2 separate regions of the Homo sapiens genome follow, and region 1 is linked to region 2. Evidence: read pairs that join two places in POLR2A ChIA-PET (ENCODE). Cell type or tissue: OCI-LY7. All regions are shown on one strand. Each heading gives the region's core, and the rest is flanking DNA. Links, peaks and the distances in the headings are about the cores only. Region 1 overlaps THRAP3 (thyroid hormone receptor associated protein 3). Region 2 holds the start of CLSPN (claspin).

What was found. Peaks named below come from ENCODE experiments on the same cell type or tissue, not always from the same donor. Only the 100,000 strongest peaks of a DNase experiment are listed, where the experiment ranks them.
Region 1: POLR2A ChIA-PET joins it to region 2 with 11 read pairs; 2 of 35 experiments call an interaction of 5 or more read pairs at or near these places.

What each region holds. Positions count from the first base shown.
Region 1 is chr1:36,270,242-36,277,559 of GRCh38, reverse strand. The region is part of intron 2 of THRAP3 (thyroid hormone receptor associated protein 3); the gene reads right to left. Among named protein-coding and RNA genes, the nearest start is that of SH3D21, 32 kb to the left of the region's middle. In OCI-LY7, for the core only: no CTCF peak of the experiment used is centred there; no DNase peak of the experiment used is centred there.
Region 2 is chr1:35,766,007-35,773,324 of GRCh38, reverse strand. CLSPN (claspin) reads left to right here and starts at 3,347. Exons shown (of 25, transcript NM_022111.4): 1 at 3,347-3,478. The coding sequence starts at 3,455. CLSPN-DT (CLSPN divergent transcript) reads right to left here and starts at 3,230. Exons shown (of 3, transcript NR_199050.1): 1 at 3,077-3,230; 2 at 315-527. RefSeq lists a silencer at 3,505-3,734. In OCI-LY7, for the core only: CTCF peaks have their summits at 3,792 and 3,995; DNase peaks (open chromatin) are centred at 3,264 and 3,824; H3K4me3 peaks cover 2,080 bases; H3K27ac peaks cover 1,603 bases.

The DNA of each region.
Region 1 (7,318 bases), core at 1,610-4,109, 500 kb before region 2:
ACTCCAGCCTGGGTGACAAAGCACGTTATCTGTCTCCAAAATAAAAAATAAATAAATGTGAGCCAGGCGTGGTGGTTCACACTTGTAATCCCAGCACGTTGGGAGACTGAAGTGGGTGGATCACCTGAGGTCAGGAGTTCGAGACCAGCCTGACCAACATGGCGAAACCCTATCTCTACTAAATATACAAAAAGTAGCCAGGTGTGGTGGCAGCTGCCTGTACACCACTGCACTCCAGCCTGGGTGACAGAGCAAGACTCCATCTCAAAAAATAAAATAAAATAAATGTGAGGCTGGGTGCAGTGGCTGATGCCTGCAATCCCAGCACTTTGGGAGGCAGAGGTGGGCAGATCTCCTGAGGTCAGGAGTTCGAGATCAGCCTGGTCAACATGGTGAAACCCTATCTCTACTAAAAATACAAAAATTAGCCAGGCGTGGTGGCAGGCGCCTGTAATCCCAGCTACTCAGGAGGCTGAGGCAGGAGAATCACTTGAACCTGGGAGGCGGAGGTTGCAGTGAGTCAAGACCGTGCCATTACACTCCAGCCTGGGCAATAAGCATGAAACTCCATCTCAAAACATAAGAATAAAATAAAAATTAAAAAAAGTGTGGATACAAGTCCCTTATTGGATGTATGACTTGCAAGTATTTTCTCCCATTTTGTAGGTTTTCTTTTCACTTTTTTTCTTTATTTATGTTTTTTGAGATGGAGTCTCCCTCTATTTCCCAGGCTAGAGTGCAGTGGCGTGATCTCGGCTCACTGCAGCCTCCACCTCCCCGGTTCAAGTGATTCTCTTGCCTCAGCCTCTCGAGTAGCTGGGATTACATTGGTGCAACACCACACCCAGCTCATTTTTGTATTTTTAATAGAGACGGGGTTTCACCATGTTGATCAGGCTGGTCTCAAACTCCTGACCTCAGGTGATCTGCCTGTCTCAGCCTCCCAAAGTGCTGGGATTACAGGCATGAGCCTCCATGCCCAGCTTTACACTTTCTTGATGCTGTCCTTTGAAGCACCTTTTTTTTTTTTTTTTTTGAGACAGAGTCTGGCTCTGTTGCCCAGGCTGGAGTGCAGTGGCACGATCTCAGCTCACTGCAACCTCCGCCTCCCGGGTTCACACCATTCTCCTGCCTCAGCCTCCCGAGTAGCTGGGACTACAGGCACCCACCACCACAGCTGGCTAATTTTTTGTATTTTTAGTAGAAACGGGGTTTCACCGTGTTAGCCAGGATGGTCTCAATCTTCTGACCTCATGACCCGCCTGCCTGGCCTCCCAAAGTGCTGGGATTACAGGTGTGAGCCACCACACCCAGCCTTGAAGCACATTTTTTTTTTTTTTTTACTCTGCTGAACTCTGTTTTTCTTTTGTTGCTTGTACTTTGTGTGACATGTCTAAGCAGGTTTTGTCTAACCCAAGGTCACAAAGATTTACTCCCAGGTTTTCTTGTAAGGGTTTTCTAGTTTTAGCACTATGTAGGTCTATGATCCATTATGATTTAATTTTTATGAATGTTGTCAAGTATGGGTCCAACTTTATTTAGAGACAGGGTTTCACTCTGTCACTCAGGTTGGAATGCAGTAGTGCAATCTCAACTCACTGCAGCCTCAGTTTCCTGGGCTCAAGTGATCCGCCCACCCCAGTCTCCTGAGTAGCAGAGACTACAGGCATGTGTCACCATGCCTGGCTAATATTTGTATTTTGTAGAGACGGGGTCTCCCCATGTTGTCCAGACTGGTCTGGAACTCCTGGGCTCAAGCAATCCACCCACCTCGGCCTCCCAAGTGTTGGGATTACAGGCATGAGCCACCACACCTAGTCCAACTTTGTTGTTTTGCATGTGGCTATCTAGATCTAGCACCATTTGTTGAAAAGACTATTCTTATCATGCTGTTGCACTCCAGCCTGGGCAATAAGAGTGAAACTCCATCTCAAAAGAAAAAAAAAAAAGAAGACTTTTTTTTTTTTTTTTTTGAGACAGAGTCTTGCTCTGTCACCCAGGCTGGAGTGCAGTGGTGCCATCTCAGCTCACTGCAAGCTCCGCCTCCTGGGTTCACACCATTCTCCTGCCTCAGCCTCCCAAGTAGCTGGGACTACAGGTGCCCACCACCACGCCTGGCTAGTTTTTTGTATTTTTAGTAGAGACAGGGTTTCGCCATGTTAGCCAGGATGGTCTCAATCTCCTGACCTCGTGATCCACCTGCCTCGGCCTCCCAAAGTGCTGGGATTACAGGCGTGAGCCACCACACCCAGACTTTTTTTTTTTTTTTTGAGACAGACTCTCGCTTTGTCGCCCAGGCTGGAGTGCAGTGGTGCGATCTTACCTTGCTGCAAGCTCCGCCTTGCAGATTCATGCCATTCTCCTGCCTCAGCCTCCCAAGTAGCTGGGACTACAGGTGCCTGCCACCATGCCCAGCTAATTTTGTGTGTGTGTGTGTGTGTGTATTTTTTAGTAGAGACGGGGTTTCACCGTGTTAGCCAGGATGGTCTTGATCTCCTGACCTCGTGATCCCCCTGCCCCAGCCTCCCAAAGTGCTGGGATTACAGGTGTGAGCCACCGCGCCCGGCCAAAAAAGACTATTCTTTCCCCACTGAATTGTCCTGGCACCCTTGTCAAAAATCAATTAATTGGCCGGGCACAGTGGCTCACGCCTGTAATCCCAGCACTTTGGGAGGCCAAGGCGGGTGGATCACTTGGTCAAGAAATTGAGATCAGCCTGGCCAACATGGTGAAACCCCGTCTCTACTAAAAATACAAAAATTAGCTGGGCGTGATGGCGCGTGCCTATAATCCCAGCTACTCAGGAGGCTGAAGTAGGAGAACCACTTGAACCCGGGAGGTAGAGGTTGCAGTGAGACAAGATCGCACCATTGCACTCCAGTCTGGGTGACAAGAGCAAAACTCCAACTCAAAAAAAAAAAAAAAAAAAAAAAAGCCCAATTAATCATAAATGTAAGGATTCATTTCCGGACTCTCAATTTTATTCTACTGACCTGTCTGTCTCTCCTTATGTCAACACCACAGTCTTAATTAGTGTAGCTATAGTACATTTTTAAATAAAAAAAAGTGAGTCCTCCAACTTTTCTCTTTTTCAAAATAGTTTTGGCTATTCTAGGTACATGTCCATATGAATTTTAGAATCAGCATGCCAATTTCTGCAAAAAGACCATCTGGGATTTTGACAGTGTGTGTGCTGAATCTGTAGATCAATTTGGAGAATACTGCCATCTTAACAATAGTAAGTCTTCCAAATCCATGAACATGAAATGTCTTTCCACAATGTTTCAGTTTTCTGAATATAAGTTTTACACTGGCCTTTGTTAAATTTATTCCTAAATATATTATTTTGTTGCTACTGCAAATGAAATTACTTACGATTGATTTTCACTTGTTAACAATTTCATTTTCTTATTGTTCATTGCTACTGTATAGAAATACAGCTCATTTTGTCTGTGTGTGTGTGTGTGTGTGTGTGTGTGTGTGACACACACACACACACAGTCTTTTTTTTTTTTTTGAGGTGGAGTCTTGCTCTGTTGCTCAGGATGGAGTGCAGTGGCGTGATCTTGGCTCACTGCAGCCTCCACCTCCTGGGTTCAAGCAATTCTCCTGCCTCAGCCTCCCCAGTAGCTGGGATAATAGGCATGTGCTACCACGCCCAGCTGATTTTTTTTTATTTTTAATAGAGATGGGGTTTCGCCATGTTGGCCAGGCTGGTCTCAAACTCCTGACCTCAAATGATCTGCCACCTCGGCCTCCCAAAGTGCTGGGATTACAAGTGTGAGCCACCATGCCTGGCCTCATTTTTGTATACTGATCTTGTACCTGCAACCTTGCTAAATTCATTTATTAGCTCTAATTGGTTTTTAGTAGAATCCTTAGGTTTTTCTATTTAAGATTACACCATCTGCAAAAAGAGATGATTTTACTTCTTCACCAATTTAGATGCCTCGTGTTTCATTTTCTTGCCTAACTGCTCTGGCTGGAACGTCTAGTACACAATGGTAAATAAAATGGTGAGAGTGGACAGCCTTGTCTTGGTCTTGTTCTTCATCTTAAGGAGAAAGCATTCAGTCTTGCACCTTTAAGTATGATGTTAGCTGTAAATTTTTCATAGATGCCCTTTATCATATTGAGGAAATTCCCTTCTACTTTGTTGACTATTTTTATAATGAGAAGGTGCTGGACTTCACTGAAATGTGTCTACTGAGATTTTCTTGTCTTAAAAGAATGGGAAAAGTTCCCGAGAACTGACTCCATGTGAGCCTGCGCTCCTTATCCCTCTAACCAGGCCTCAGGACGAAGTCTCTACTCTGCTGAGAAGACAGCATGCTTTTCCAGATTAGATAATGCTACATTCGATGACTGTTAGGTAACAAAAAAGAGTTAACTAAATAAGTTTAACAATTCAGGATACCAAACCCAGGAGGCTACAAAATGAACCAGAGACCACATCTGATTTGTTCTCCATTTCATCTTCAGTGCTTTGCGTTTAGCCACAGAGTGGACACTTTGTACTTGTTAAATGAATAAACACACTTTCACGCTTCCTCTTCAATCTCCATTCTCTTCACAAGAAGGAACAATAATTTTAAAAATCAGTTTATCAAATATTAACAATACAGTCAAGGAATAAAATTATGTATGTATCACAGTTCTGCTAACCTAGAAATTGAGATCATTCTCATCCCTTCTACACCTTATTCAAAGGCACATAAGACCAAACTGATCTCGTTAGGGAGACACACTTCATTTACTAGTGCCACGTTTGAACAAAACTTCACTGCCACCAACATCCAGTCAGGAGAGCCATGCTTTCAACAGTCACTAAAGGGAAGAAGTAGGAAATTCTTGGTGAACAAGCCATCAACTGATAGAGATAAGACAGACAAAAATACCAAGAAAGAAATACCACCACCCATAAAGCGTTTTAGACAAAGCAGTGGGGTGGGCCTGACTTGCGTTCTGAATGCCTCTGGACAGTTATGGGAGGAAAGCTGAGCTCAGGTGAAATATGAAACATGTTTACTATTTTACTCTTTTCTCTGGAGGTCATCATCTCCTGAGTAAAAGACACAGAAACAGAATAGAGGGCAGCTGTGATATCTCTAGAGTAACACTCTGCCAAGGCCTCATACTCCACCCCATCCCTGAATAAATCAAATCAGAGACCCCTTCATGACATGTACTCTGCTATTAAGTGGCTCTCAAGTTATTAAGTAAGGTAAATCAGTAAATACTAATTTCAATTCTAAGGTCTTCAATTTATAGAAAAGAATATCCAAATGTGCATTGGGTACTCTCCTAAAAAGTGGGGGTGATGTCCCTCTGGGGAGAATGGTCATTTAATTTAACTGTTTAAAACATTTAAAGATACAGGCTGGGCGTGGTGACTCAAACCTGTAATCCCAGCACTTTGGGAGGCTAAGGAAGGAGGCTTGCTTTTCAGTCCAGAAGTTCAAGGCCAGCCTGGACAACATGGCAAGACCCTGTCTCTACAAAAAAAATAAAAAATAAAAAAATTATCCAGGGCCAGGCACAGTGGCTCAGGCCTGTAACCCCAGCACTTTGGAAAGCCAAAGGGGGTGAATTACTTGAGGTCAGGAGTTCCAGACCAGCCTGGCCAACATGGGAAAACCCCATCTCTATTAAAAATACAAAAATTAGGCCGGGTGCGGTGGCTCACGCCTGTAATCCCAGCACTTTGGGAGGCCGAGGCGGGCTGATCACCTGAGGTTGGGAGTTCAAGACCAGCCTGACCAACATGGAGAAACCCCTTCTCTACTAAAAATACAAAAATTAGCCGGGTGTGGTGGTATGCGTCTGTGATCCCAACTACTAAGGAGGCTGAGGCAGGAGAATTGCTTGAACTCGGGAGGTGGAGGTTGTGGTGAGCGAAGACTGCACTGCACTCCAGCTTGTGCGACAGAAAGAGACTGCATCTCAAAAAAAAAAAAAAAAAAAAAAAGATAAGAAAAAGCCTGGGCACAGTGGCTCATGCCTGTAATCCCAGCACTTTGGGAAGCCAAGGTAGGCAGATCACGAGGTCAGGAGTTCGAGACTAGCCTGACCAACATGGTGAAACCCCGTCTCCACTAAAAATACAAGAATTAGCCAGGTGTGTTGGCATGCACCTGTAATCCCAGCTACTCAGGAAGCTGAGGCGGGAGAATCGCTTGAACCCGGGAGGCGGAGGTTGCAGTGAGCAGAGATCGCATCACTGCACTCCAGCCTGGGCAACAGAATGAGACTCCATCTTGGGGGAAAAAAAAATTTGCCTGTGTTATGAAAACAAAATTATCCTGGAACTTGGTACTGAAATTCTTAAAACTTTAAATACTGAATTCTGTGGAATTTGGTAGAACTTACTTTAAAAATATGAAATCTGTAGTTACAGACATACATATAAGACATATCTATATAAGGACATACAGCAAACTGTTATCAGTGATTATTTCTGCAGAGCAGAAAGAAGCTAACAGGAAGGGAACAGGAGAAGGAGGGATATGAGACGGGAAGAAAGGGCAGGAGCACTTGCTTCTTACTTTAATTTTTTTAGGCAGAGATTTCTCCCCCATTATTCTAAAAAAAAAGTTAACATTCCATGAGTTGTGTACATTATTTTATTTTTAATATGAAATCAAACATCTACCTGCTTTTTTCTGATATTAAAAAAACCTGGCTGGGCGCAGTGGCTCACACCTGTAATAATCTCAGCACTTTGGGAGTCCGAGGCAGGCGGATCACCTGAGGTCGGGAGTCGGAGACCGGCCTGACCAACGTGGAGAAACCTCATCTCTACTAAAAATACAAAATTCGCTAGGCGTGGTGGGGCATGCCTGTAATCCCAGCTACTCAGGAGGCTAAGGCAGGAGAATCACTTGAGCCCAGGAGGCAGAGGTTGCAGTGAGCCAAGATTGCGCCACTGCACTCCAGCCTGGGCAACAAGAGCGAAACTCCGTCTCAAAAAAAAAAAAAAAAACAAAAACCTAAACAAATAGAACTGTATTTTTAATTATTTAGAGTCCATGTCCATTTTGGAAATCTTCTCACAGTAAATCTACTTTGCCTTTTTATGACTTTAAAGAAGGTTTAAAAGGGCCTGTCTTATAGCTGCGAGAGCAGGCATGCGTGCGTGTGCGTGTGCCTGTGTGCGTGTGTGTGTGTGTCAGGGTCTCACTCTGTTGTTTCAGACTGGAGTGCAGTGGCTCGATTATAGCTCACTGCAGCCTCAACCTCCCTGGCTGGCTCAACCGATCCTCCCACCTCAGCCTCCTGAGTAGCTGGGACTACCGGCATGTGCCACTACAGCTGGCTA
Region 2 (7,318 bases), core at 2,040-4,539:
ACATAACAATTTGAATGTACTTCTGAACTGCATACTTTAAAATGGTTAAGATGGTAAATTTCATGTTATATATGTTTTACCACAATAAAAATTGAATGAAAGGTTTTCCTTTCCTAGCTTACCCATGTCCACCCATTGTTCAAATTGGAGCTTTCTCTCTTAGCTTCTGTGATGAGTGAAAAGGTGCTCCCCAAAGATATTTTAAAATACTAATATAAGGAATATTATTTCACTCATTCATTTTCAGAGGGAGCTCAAGAAGTTGTCAAGTGAATGAATTAATTAGTTCAACAAATATTTATCAGTTTTCCTACCTTGAACCTGGGATGTTCTAAGTCCTTTGTTCTCAAAGTGTGGTCTCCAGATCAGCAACACTAGCATCACCAGGGAATTTGTTAGTAATATACATTCCTGTGGGGCACGGTGGTTCATGCCCGTAATCCCAGCACTTTGCGAGGCCGAGATGTGCAGGTTGCTTGAGTCCAGGAGTTTGAGACCAGCTTGGGCAACATGGTGACACCCCGTCTCTACAAAATAAAAAATTAGCTGGGCATGGTGGTGCACACCTGTAGTCCCAGCCACTTGGGAGGCTGAGGTGGAAGGGTTGCTTGAGCCTGGGAGGTTGAGGCTGCAGTGAGCTGTGATCATGCCACTGCACTCAGGGAGAAAAAGAAAAAAAGGAAAGAAAGAAGTATACATCTCTGGACCCCACTTCAGACATACTGAATCAGAAACTTTGGCACTAGGACCCAACAATAGCTGTTTTTACCAGCCTTTCAGATTATTCTGATGCATGCTCAAGTTTAAGAAAGACAATTCTAGGTTGCAATGATACAGAGGCCAAGAAAACAAAACGCCTGTTCTCTTGGAGCAACAACAGACAAATAGATATAAATAAAATTTCAGGCAAAGGAAAGTGTTATCAGGGAAACCAGCATAGGATAAGGAGGCAGAACACAGAGGATGCTCAGGCAGGGTCTTTCTGAGGGGTATGAGCTCTGAAGTCACATAGAGTCTGAAAATTGGCTCCACCAGTTTCTAGCCTTTTAAAAGTCTGGTTTCCTCATCTTCTAAGAAAGAGATAATAATATTACAAGTTTACTCTGAAGATTAAATAAGATAACACTTATAAAATCCTTGCAACTGTTTCTGCCACTGAGTAAGGCTTCAATAAACGTTAGCCCTCCATATATGATGGGGAGTGCCATAGATGTATACCTGGGAATCGTTGATGTAGAAATTAATAGTAAATGGATGAAAAGGTGGATAAACCAAGACACAAAAAGAGAAGAGGATGGATGATGGGCTCTTGTTGGTGGGGACAGAAGTGGATTGAGAGATGGTGGGGAAGTAAAGAAATGAAGATGTGGAGAGGGAGCTTTTTTCTGAACCCAGCTAAAGGTGGAAACTTGGAAGAGGAGGCCAGTGGATTGGGTGAAGAACCAACCATTTGGTATACCTGTGACTGAGGAGGTTCTCAGGATGCAGGACTTTTAGTGCTAAAACTAGGAAAGTCCTGGGCAAGCTGGGCCAAGCTGGCCACACTGGCAGTGGATATGACCATGGAGGGTGAAGTGAGCAATAAATACTCTGACCTTTCTTTCCTGGTGGCCTCTCATCTCCTTACAGTAACCTTATAAGGTGTCTTTACAGGGGCCTGACCCAACCAGAAGGGCAAGGGAGCTGGGATAATACAGTCTAGAGAGGTCAGCCTTGCCTTGACACACACCAGGGTAAAGGAAGGACAGAGAATTGACCTGGAGAGGCAAAAAATAATGGCCAGCACAGTGGCAAAACTGGGATTAGAATTGTCTGGGATAGGCCAGGTGCGGTGACTCACACCTGTAATCCCAGCACTTTGGGAGGCTGAGACGGGCGGATCACGAGGTCAGGAGTTCAAGATCAGCCTGGCCAAAATGGTGAAATCTTGTCTCTACTAAAGTTACAAAAAATTATCTGAGCGTGGTGGCACATGCCTATAATCCTAGCTACTCAGGAGGCTGAGGCAGGAGAATCGCTTGAACCCGGGAGGCGGAGGTTGCAGTGAGCCGAGATCACGCCATTGCACCCAGCCATGGTGACAGGGAGAGACTCTGTCTCAACAAAAAAAAAAAAAAAAAAAAAAGAACTGTGTCTGGGATAAACCTGATTTCAGAGCTTCAATTCTTTTTCCAGCCTTGTTTAAAGGTAGAATGCCCTCTAGGAGTGATGAGTGCTTTCTACATCCTCAAATTAACTCTACAGAGAATTATAAAGATTATCCAACCATATTCTTTGGTATCTGAGCAGCCCACAAAACTTTTTTCTTTAGAGACAAGGTCTCCCTCTATCGCCTACGCTGAAGTGCAGTGGTGCGATCATAACTCACTCTAACCTCAAACTCCTGGACTCAAGCCATCCTCCCACCTCGGCCTCCCAAAGCGTTGAGATTACAAGCGTGAGCCATGGAGCCCGGCCCTCTTTAAAAAATAAAAGTGGGCCGGGCACAGTGGCTCACGCCTGTGAGGGGTATGAGGCCTCCCAGCACTTTGGGAGGCCGAGGCGAGGATCATTTGAGATCAGGAGTTCGAGACCAGCCTGGCCAACATGGTGAAACCCCGTCTCTACTAAAAATACAAAAATTAGCCAGGGGTTGGTGGCGGGTGCCTGTAATCCTAGCTACTCAGGAGGCTGAGGCACGAGAATCGCTTGAACCCGGGAGGCGGAGGTTGCAGTGAGCCGAGATCGCGCCACTGCATTTCATCCTGGCTAACAGAGGGAGACTCCATCTCAAAAAAAAAAAAAGTGTGTGTGTATACACATACATGTGTATGTGTATATATGTGTATGTATATATGTGTGTACATATGTGTGTGTGTGTGTATATATATATATATATATATATATATATATATATATATATATTCAGTGGTAAGTGTCATGTACAAGAGGCACACAGGATCTAGCTGCTCCAGAAATGAAGTCAGTGGAGAAAATCCCCACGGGAACCTTGGAATTCCTCTAAAAAGTTCAGGTACAGGACACTCCCAGGTGCCCAGGAACCGTTTCCCAGCTCACTTCCCCCCGAAAGACTCACCCCTCCAATCGCACTCGATGCTTTGGCAAGTGTCAAAGGTCAAAGACCACGGCTCGCCTGGTACCGACTGCCCCGCCCCCGTGCACCTCCAGCTCCCCCAGGCTCCGCTACCAGCAGCTGCGACCCGCCAACTCAGCCTGGGTAATAGGAGATTGGGCGGCCAGAGGCGCTGCGTGATTGGTGGGTCGGAAGGGGGCGGGGACTCGCTGGAAAGCCCCCTCTGGATTGGTGCAAACCATCTGGGTGGGACCTCCACTCTGGCTGGGCGGGAAAGCAAGAACAGCACTGCTGGGCTGGAGACGGCGGGAGCCGCTGCTCTCCGGCTGAGGGAATCAGAGACAGCTCCGTCCCTAGTGGAGCGCAGGGGAGGCAGAAGTCATGACAGGCGAGGTGGGTTCTGAGGTGAGTTTATGCACACGCCCCCCACGGGGGCTTAGAAGGCCGGGCACCGAGAGGTTAGGTGGGGCCGGGGTAGACCCCGCTGACCCGAGGCGCCCGGGCGGGAGGACTGCGGCTCCCGGCGTTCGCCGCGCCGGCTCCCGCGGCCTCGAGACTCGGCCGGGATGGGTTCCGACCGGGCATCCCGTCCCGCCGCCGGGCTTCCCGCGCTTCGGGCTCCGTGGCCGGAGAGCTCCAGGTCTCTGCGGCGCGCACTGCCGGCAGCCCAGCCCCTCTTCAGCCGGTTCCTGCCGCCAGCCCTCCCCTTTGGCGCGTTTCCTGTCGCGGAAGCTCCTCCCCTCAGGGTGCTCTGAAAGCCGGGAGGCTCTAGCCGAACCCGGCCGCAGCGGTGCGGGGGGATTCTCCGCAGAGAGAGGGCGAGCGAGGGTGTTAGGGAGTTCCACACTGGGCCTGGGAGGGGCCCTGGAGGTCATCGCGCGCAGGCCCTTTGCGTTTTCCGACCGGGCCCCGAGTGGGGAAGTCACCGCTGGGGCTCCTGGCTGGTGGCTGGCAGCTCCCTGGCGAAATTGGGCATAGAAAACAGATGTTTCCAGAGCTGTGTCCTTTCTGGGCCGGATTCGGGCAAGGCACTCCCGCCTTAGGAGCAAAATTTAAAGGGGCGCCAAAACCCTCAATCAAACTCATATTTTAATGCAATATTTTTAAAAAACCAAAATTAATGCAAAAACTTTTTATGATTTGATATTGAACAAAATATCAGACGTTTAAACAAAGACGAGATCCGACCAGTCATTTGCACGACCTTGCCTCAATCACCTCACCCTAATTCCATCCCTGTTTCCAATAAACTTTATTTACAAAAGCGGGCATATTATTTACCTCATGAGCTGTAGATTATTGATTTAATTTTTTAAAAAATATTGCATTAATGTTATTCATTTTGATTACTGAATTTTTTGAGACCTCACCCCACCCTGTTACTGGCCCTGCCCTTTGACGTTGCTGCAAATTGCCTAGAAGATAATCGTCATTCAAAGCAGCCCTATTCCTTGAGCTGTCTGGTTACCTAAATTCGGTTTCCACACTCACAAACAGAAGTAATAGTTTTACTGCTTTGGATTGTTGAGAGGATCATCAGTGCATACATATTAATTCTCAGCAATCCCAGCACTTCGGGAGGCTAAGGCCGGCAGATTGCTTGAGCTCAAGAGTTCGAAACCAGCCTGCATAGAAAACATGGCAAAACCCCGCCTCTACAAAAAAAAAAAAATTAGCCGGGCGTCGCCTGTGGTCCCAGCTACTCGGTCCCAGCTACTCGGGTGGCTGAGGTGAGAGAATCCTTTGGGCCTGGGAGGTCAAGGCTGCAGTGAGCCATGATCCTGCCACTGCACTCCAGCCTAGGTGACAGAGTGAGACACTGTATCAAAAAAAAAAAAAATTTGTACCTTGCATTCAAATCAATTTAATAATTTTTTTTTTTTTGAGACGGAGTCTCGCTCTGTTGCCCAGACTGGAGTGCAGTGGCACAATCTCGGCTCACTGCAACTTCTGTCTCCTGGATTCAAGCGATTCTCCTGCCCCAGCCTCCTGAGCAGCTGGGACTACAGGCACACACCACCACGCCCAGCTAATTTTTGTATTTTTAGTAGATACGGGGTTTTACTGTATTGGCCAGGCTAGTCTCGAACTCCTGACCTTGTGATCCACCCACCTCGGCCTCCCAAAGTGCTGGGATTACAGGCGTGAGCCACCATGCCTGACCAATTTAATAATTTTTTGAGAAACCACTCAGCTGAGGCCTTGTGCCCTGTTACATTACTGATGTTCATATTTCTCCCTTTATTAATAAGTTGATTCAGAGCCCTGAGAACACTAAGGAGGTAGACTTGGCATCTAGGGTTAGCTTTAAGGTCACTAACTGATCAAGTCACCTAACACACCCCTCCTCCTTAGGTTTTTATTTGCGACTTTTTAAACTGTCTTATTTAGAAATTTTCAAACCTATACAACCGTAGAAAGGATGGTATAATGAACCCATCACCTTACTTCAACTACAGTTTGAATATCTCTCGTCTGAAATGCTTGGGACCAGAAGCGTTTTGAATTTCAGATTCATTTTGGATTTTGGAATATTCGCATACACATAATGAGATATCTTGGGGGAGGGACCCAAGTCTAAACATGAAATTCAGTTATATTTCATATATACCTTACACACATAGTCTGAAGGTAATTTTATACAGCATTTTAAAATAATTTCGTGCATGAAGCAAAGGTTTTACTGCAGCTCATCATATGAGGTCAGGTGTGGAATTTTCATCTAGTGGCATCATGTCAGTGCTCAAATATTTTGGAATTGGGAGCATTTCAGATTTTCAGGTTAGAGATGTTCAACCTGTATTTTCAAGTCATGGCCAATCTTGTTTTATTCATACAGCTACCCATTTTTCCTCTCACAGGATTATTTGGAAGAAAATCCAAGATATCATATTATTTGAACCACAAAGATTTTAGTGTGCATATCTAACAAACAAGAGCTTTCCAAAAATAGATACTACGATATTATTACCACACCTAAGAAGTATCTAGTCAGTGTTCAGATTTCTTTGACTCAGAGATATTTCATTTATTTTTATATGCCACTTTAGCATAATTATTTACATTTTTAGTTTTTTGAATCATCATCCGAAGTTGGCATTTTGTAATTGTTTATATTATATATGTGTATATATGCATATATGTATGTATTTTAAGATATACATACATATATAAAGCATACATTTATGTATATAGAAATATACAGGGCCGGTTGTGGTGGCTTACGCTTGTAATTCCAGCATTTTGGGAGGCTGAGGCAGGCGGATCACCTGAGGTCAAAAGTTCGAGACCAGCCTGGCTAACATTGTGAAACCCCGTTTCTACAAAAAATTAGCCGGGCATGGTGGCACGCACCTGTAATCCCAGCTACTCGGGAGGCTGAGGCTGGAGAATCGCTTGAACCCAGGAGGCGGAGGTTGTAGGGAGCCAAGATCGTGCCATTGCACTCCAGCTTGGGCAATAAGAGCGAAACTCCGTCTCAAAAAAAGAAAAAAGGAAATATACATATAGCCGGGCGTGGTGGCTCACGTCTGTAATCCCACCACTTTGGGAGGCTGAGGCGGGCGGATCACCTGAGGTCAGGAGTTGGAGACCAGCCTGACTAACATGGAGAAACCCCATCTCTACTAAAAATACAAAATTAGCCAGACGTGGTGACACATGCCTGTAATCCCAGCTACTCGGGAGGCTGAGGCAGGAGAATCGCTTGAACCTGGGAGGCAGAGGTTGCGGTGAGCCGAGATCGCGCCGTTGCGCTCCATCCTGGGCGACAACGGCAAAACTCCATCTCAAAAAAAAAGAAATATACACATAGCATATAGAAATATACATACATATATAAATATATAGAAATATACATACGTACACACATATATACATTCACTTATGTGTTAACTTTCTTTATAGGTTTCTCTCCCTCTCTTTTTTTTTTCTTTGCAATATATTGTTAAAGAAACCGGCCGGGTGCAGTGGCTCATACCTGTAATCCCAGCATTTTGGGAGGCCGAGGTGGGCGGATCACCTGAGGTCAGGAGTTTGCAACCGGCCTGGCCAGCATGGTGAAACCTTGTCTCTATTAAAATAGAAAAAATTAGCTGGGTGTGTTGATGTGCGCCTGTAATCCCAGCTACTCAGGAGGCTGAGGCAGGAGAATCGCTTGAACCCAGGAGGCAGAGGTTGCAGTGAGCCGAGATTGCACCACTGCACTCCAGCCTGGGTGACAGAGCGAGATTCTATCTCAAAAAA